Linked DNA regions of Homo sapiens: region 1 is linked to region 2. Evidence: chromatin contacts called from ENCODE Hi-C or POLR2A ChIA-PET data. All regions are on one chromosome and are shown on one strand. Each heading gives the region's core, a stretch centred on a gene start or an enhancer-like site at or near the end of the contact. The rest is flanking DNA. Distances are from core to core; before and after follow the strand shown.

Region 1 (3,302 bases), core at 634-3,133, 390 kb before region 2:
ACTAAAACTTTATTTCTATATTCAATAAATATTACTCAATACTAGGCACTGTTTTAGGTATTTGAAATACATCAGTGAATAAAAATCTGTATTCTTGTGGAACTTACATGTTTGTGAGGAGAACACAGAAAATAAATACCAAAAGGAAAAGTAAATTGCATATTAGACTGGAAGCGATAAGAGCCAGAGAGCAGGGTTGGTTGCAATTTTAAGATCAGTTTGGAGGGAAATTTGAAGGAAACTAGAAAAGCAGGAAAAGGCAGGGAAGGCTTGATTCTTTTGGCCAGAGGATAATGGATGTCAGTCTCTTCTATGTATTTATTGTTTTTTGACATTAAGGAAGAGCAAGCAGGGGAGGGTAATGCCCTTCTTCTAACTTGTAATGTGGTTGATGATCCACTGCTTTAGCAATAGTGGGGAACCTTGCTCTATGATTAGTGTTTCTAGTGACCCAAGCATTCAGCTACATGTGAACTCAGATTTTATTTTTCTGTGGCATCTGAATCCACATTAAGTACATTCTTATTTTAAATGTATAATAATAACCTCTAGAAACTAAATTCATTACAATAACTTTATTATGTGCTTATTATGTATAAAACTTTATTATTTTTTTCTAATCCTAGAAGGAGGTATTATCATCGTTACTTTAGGGATAAGAAAAGAGAGGATCTGAGATTATAAGAGCCAAGCTCCAAGGTTAGGAAGCTGTTTTTGTGGTTCGGGCAAGAACTGAACTTGCCTCTCTCTGAAGTCAAAGTCACAATCTTTTTACTAAGCCAACACCAGAATTTGTGCTCAATGCATTCTGTTAGACACCTGCAATCTCTAATTTTATTTAAAAATGTTTATAGGGCGGAATCAACTAATTTCTTACTAGCAGACTTTATACACACCAACAAGCATAAAAAAGATGCCACCTGGACAGGTCAATAGTCATTTCATGGCAGCTCGATGCTGATACCAAAATAAAACTTCAAGATCCTAATATAGTCTATACACTATAACTTTTTATTAATCATTTTATCCACAACCTTTATCAAGTTCTACACATATGGTTCTTTTATTTTCTTTTCTTTTTTTTTGAGATGGAGTCTCTCTCTGTCACCAGGCTGGATTGCAGTGGTACGATCTTGGCTCACCGCAACCTTCACCTCCCGGGTTCAAGCGATTGTCCTGCCTCAGCCTTCCAAGTAGCTGGGATTACAGGTGTGCACCACCACACCCGGCTAATTTTTTTGTATTTTTAGTAGAGACGGGATTTCACCATGTTGGCCAGGATGGTCTCAATCTCTTGACTTCATGATCTGCCCGCCTTGGCCTCCCAAAGTGCTGGGATTACAGGCATGAGCCACCGTGCCCGACCAGTTGTTTTCATTTATTGAATTGTTCTCGTGAGTTAGAGATTGCACTATACATTCCACATGTATAATATTTTGTCTTAATAACACTATTTTAGAGAAAACTGAAGTCTATAAATGTTAAATGGAAACTTTACCTTAAGTGTCATAATGAATGTTGAGTCCTAGCCCCTAGTTCAGAACCATAGAAATTTCTGTGTAGGGAATTACTTAAAGAACTCAATTCACAGCAGTTAAGGAGTAGTCCATCAGCATATGGTAAATCTAAGAGGAGCAAGCAGTGGTGGATATCTTAGACTATGAGGGTCAAGAAGCCAGTACAAAATTAAAGCTTTGCTTCTAGAAAAATGATCCAGGAACTAACCACATTGCATCTCAGTACCCATCTGCCATTTCCGGGTGCCAAGCCCCCAGCAAGACACAAGACACCTGGACTATGTAGGTGGCATATCGGTATAAATCTATCCTTGCTAGGTGGTGGAAGGCAAAACTACTCTCATAGGGTCTTAAATGATTCTTTCTGTCCCTGGTCATTACAAGCAGCTGGCACTCTGAGTCCAAAAAAGGAGCCAAAAACGCAACAGCACAGTAAATTGTTGATAACAGAGACCTTGAGTCATCAAGAATGCATTTAAAGAAACAGAGCAGCACGTAGTACATGATAGAAAGCTTTTCATGTAAAACTGTTAAAGCGAAAGTCTCTGCTTTTTATCTGGCAAGTTTTACAAACCCTACCGGAGAATGCACTTTATGCAGAATTCTCATTTCCTGACAACCCTGGATAGATCAGGCATAGCTGTGATAATGTTCATCTCTGTGTATTATAATGAAGCTGCCATGGTAACTCCAGAAGTCACTTTAAAAAATGTGCAATTTTAAAAGTTCATTTCTTGGAAAAAGATTAGCACAGCTATAACACTCATAATAATCTAATGAGACCTGAAAAGAACACTCAGGCAAAAAAATATATACAGAGAGAGAGAGACTCCTCAGAATTCACAATTGCATAAACCTCCTGAGAATGACGTGGTCCACCCGTGACTTCCCTAATCAATGAAACCAGGGGGATGTTAGGTCAGAGATTTAATTAAATTTTGATGTGTGTAACTCAGCAGTAGAACCCATTCAGTGCCTATTTAGCTCAGGATGCTCGAGAAGTAAATCACAGAAGCACTTGCGTAGAAAATTTTATGTACTTTCCATTTTCATAATTTAAAGAACTAGGTATAATAAATGTTTCCAGCATTTGTTACTTAGGATGGGTTGACTGTACCTTTTATGACTGGTCACAGAAATTCAGGCTGGGAAGGAAACAAATGTGGCAACTGGGAATTGAGTACATTTCTAAAGTTAAACTCTCTCTCCTCAGCCCACTCCCACCTTCCCACCCTAGCCTTTTTGAAAGGAAAAAGGCATAAATCAGTGCTCAAGGTCTGTGTACCTTGTTTTGGAAAATATTTTTTTTCCAAAGGGAGATTATAACTTCTAAAAATGTAATTGTTTTTGGAGACTGAATCATATGCAATGATGAAGGCATAGTGCATGCTCAGAAGCCCCTGTTATCTCTGGGACCTCACAAGCCCTAGAAGCAAGTATTCCTGGAGGCACATTGTGACACACTCTTGATGTGGCATGTTTAATTAGAATGTCTTTTCTAGAGCCTTCCTTGCGGGCTTACAATTTAGGATCAGGGCCCTGGCTACAAATTCAAATAAGTCACATTTAATAAACCCTTATTAGCAGAAAGCTTTTGTGGCCATATGCTAATAAAGGAATCTTAATCTCCATGTTGAATTCGACATTACTCAGTAAATTGTAAAGTTTAAGTAGATGTTGACCTTACAATTGCCTTTTAAAGAAACTAAGCTACATGGTGCAGGATGCCTTCCTTCCTCAGGCTTCCTTCCCAAGATACACAACAGTGATTTGATTATTGATTTT
Region 2 (3,209 bases), core at 485-2,984:
TGCATGTTGAAAACTACATATCCGTAGTCATCTGGAGATTTCGTTGTTTAGGAATACAATTCCTAGGTGGATTTTTCTTTTTCTTTTATTATTATAATTATTATTGTCAAAGGAAACTATTATAAACTGAATGCAATAGAAAAAAAAGGGTCTACTACCACTTTTAGTTTCTGTAGTATTGGTTAATGAATATGATACTCCTCTCTACAGCCCCTCTCCCCAACATCCATGTTTTATGGCAAAAGATTATAGGCTCATAAATGCAGCTGGGGCCAATAATTGATGAATGCAATATTTTATGACAGATTATGCATTTCCTTAGACAGGTAACTGTTACAGAAATATTGCTTCTTGATTATAACCAATCAGATAATAAAAATATGTTTCAGTTTTACTGAGATGTTTGATTTTCTTAGGTCTTGTTGTGCCACACCAGGAATAAAGCTTAATTAAGGATTCATTTACTAATTGTTTATCATAAAAGCTATATTCAAGGGAAAAAGTTACATTGAATCCATAGTTTTCTGGGAGGAGAACATGGGAACAGTCTGTTTGTGACCTGTATTTCTCTGCCAACTTCAGGACTTGGTAACCTATACAGGTTTCCTATGTGAGAGGTTAAAGTGTGGGTCCTTCTGTTTCCTAAAAAGGAAGCCTATAAAGCACCACATCATCTTTTAATTATTTTCCATACAATAAAGCCAGTTTAAGGCCATGAAATGGCCTATGAGCTCCTATGTGTTATGTAACATTTTCAGTGGTTACTGTAGCAACATTTTGTCCTTTATGGCATTTCATTTCCATATAAAGTAATCTGCATTGTTATGGGATGCTTTGTCCCATAGTGATGACCATAAACCATGCTCAAGGGTCTCAAACACTGACTCCCCACTCCCTTTTGTTCTACCTGAAAGGCGCCTACTAAGCTTCTTCTTTTAGTGACTATTAAAGGGGGAAGGATGCCCTGAAGAGGTTCGTCCGCTGTCCAACAGCGACCCCTAGAGGCACAATGCCTTGAAAGTGGCCAAAACCTCCAAAACTTCAATGCTTTTCTCCAATCAAGTGCTGCTGTAATTTGCTTACCTTGAGAACTATCACAGCATTAATCAAGACCTGCCTTTACTCTGAAAACATGGGCTGCTTTTGGTGCCCAAAAACGAAAGCCCAAAGTTTCGGGAGCTTTACTACCTACTATCTACTACACATACATTTGTTTTCTCTTTGTGAGATTTAAGGGAACCGTGGAAGAATTGCTTTTTATTCATCATCAAATAAGCATAATAACAAATTTGGGCATAGTCAAGATACAACGCCTTTGATGGCTTTTCGTTAGTTTTTTGTTTTTGTTTTGTTTTGTTTTTCGCTTGAAAAATAAGTTAAAATCTCAGGAAGAAAGAAAGAAAATCCTAGCGCTTTTTCTTTTCTGAGCTTGCAACTGTTTGTAGCTCAGGCACCCGGATGATTCATCCCATGAAAGCCTTGAGCGCTCCATTTGTTTTGTAGATTTCACTACTCCCTTTGTTCCGCTTCAAACCTTTCAGAGGGCTGAAATGCATTATTACCTTGTTAAAGCTCAACCAAAATCATTTCTACAGCCTGAAGCTGTTTTGACGTGGGTTGAGTATCTCACACAAAAGAATTGCTTTTGTTCCCAGAAGCTCTTATTGGCTGAGTGGCCTTTGCTCTGAGCCAATCAGAAGCTAGTTGTTAGGCTTGGCTGGCTATTTTTAGCCCAACACGCAAAAACACTTGGTCTTGGAGGGGGTCGGCTGGAGAGTGAAAGGCCCTGTAGTAAAAGCCAACAGCTAAATGCATTTTGGATGTCAAGGCGCGTTTGACATTTTCTCTTTAATTCCTCATACGCTGTTACATTAGCATGTGTTTTTCGTAAACAACAAACTTAGAGCTGCATTTCCCAGTCCTGAATTATCCATTTAGTAAAGAGACAGAAAGGCTAAGAAACAGCATTCCCCTTTTATCCAAAAGCAACGCACGGTAGTATCTAGTTATTTCATAACGCAAAAAAAAAAAAGTCAGTTACCGTATTGAGAATACTAAGGTGTTTTTGCCAAAGAATTTTTATGAATTTTCATCTTGAGTTAGAAATTTTCAATGCCTTGCTCATAATGAATTATAGAGTCCTAAAATAATCTTTTCCTCTTGCCCTTTAAATATGTATATAATTACACGAACGAGTATACACATGATGTGTAGCAATTAAAATAATAAATGCTGAGTGTGTTTCATGCATTGAGAAAAAGCATTCTTTTGAGCATGTTCTTCCATTTAAGCCATTACTCAGAGGGCACAAGAAGTATTTTTCCCAAATGCGCTTCAAGAGACAGGGCATTAAAACACACAATTTGTTAATTATCCGATATTATCAGGAAATGAAAGTTGCCAAACGGGAAAAGCCAGGCTCTTAAACTTTGATTTTCCCTCAGCAGTCTATTCAACTGGGCTTATATAAGGAGGAGACAAGCTGAACCCAAATTTTACAACACAAAGCAATTTTTATTGGCAGCAAGGGAGACCCCTTCCTGAAAAAGAAAGAAAAAACCCAAATCTATGTCTAATTCTTAAAATATGTTTCAGGTTGTAGATTTTAGCAATATTTATTATTCAAGCTTGGGAATATGACCTCATTTGCCATGGTTGTTTGCTTATTTTAAGAAAAATGCCTTTCTACTTCTTGTTGCAAGCCATCAGGCAACCATTTAAACATGCAAGCAAAAAGTCTGGATCATGGGCATATTTAAAAATCTGGAAGACTTCAATAAGTTGTAAAGATTTACGATTCCATCGTGGGCTTGCAGAAGGGGTTTGCTGTGGCCTTCTGTGAGCAAGGGCGGCCTAGTATATGGTGGGCATAGGCCAAAGAACTTACCAAAAATTCTACCAGAGTGAAGGGAGCACAAATAGTTTTGGGGGAAAACTTTCCTTGTCTTAAGCAATACCGTATACAGTGTTTAGAAGGAATGTCACCTAGGTTTCAGAAGGTGAATTTGAAAGGCTGAAATAAAGTACTTTAGAAAGAGGTATCTTTTTCTTTCCAACATCAATTTGATGCACACAGGGACAGATTTTGAGAAGCTCTGTAATTGCTCCCAGGAGTTGAGTTAGGTTGAGGTAGTCAACCAGCTGCTAACAATTTAGTTTAATATGCAGTCTTAGTAAATTAAAGGAATCTGATAAATTGAGACCCAGCA

What was found. Hi-C counts contacts between places; a loop is a spot of excess contacts on that map. ChIA-PET counts read pairs that join two places held with the same protein, here RNA polymerase II (POLR2A). Pooled maps may share reads with other maps.
Region 1: a loop to region 2 is called in a map of PC-9, with 4 times the contacts of the local background. The contact joins two enhancer-like sites. A Hi-C loop is called at or near these places in 3 of 168 maps with a recorded cell type or tissue (IMR-90, MCF 10A and PC-9), 4 of 37 single-sample maps with no recorded cell type and 9 of 50 pooled maps. POLR2A ChIA-PET finds 5 or more read pairs at or near these places in 3 of 52 experiments (A549, MCF 10A and activated T-cell).

Annotation. Positions count from the first base shown.
Region 1 is chr12:91,773,341-91,776,642 of GRCh38, reverse strand. No RefSeq gene overlaps it. Among named protein-coding and RNA genes, the nearest start is that of LINC02404, 100 kb to the left of the region's middle. Within about 2 kb of position 1,883, at least 2 of the 41 ENCODE cell types and tissues checked have a DNase peak (open chromatin) inside an H3K27ac peak, as active enhancers do.
Region 2 is chr12:91,380,001-91,383,209 of GRCh38, reverse strand. All of the region lies in intron 4 of LOC105369896 (a long non-coding RNA gene), which reads left to right. Among named protein-coding and RNA genes, the nearest start is that of LINC02823, 55 kb to the right of the region's middle. RefSeq lists enhancers at 653-1,484, 1,485-2,318. Within about 2 kb of position 1,734, at least 20 of the 41 ENCODE cell types and tissues checked have a DNase peak (open chromatin) inside an H3K27ac peak, as active enhancers do.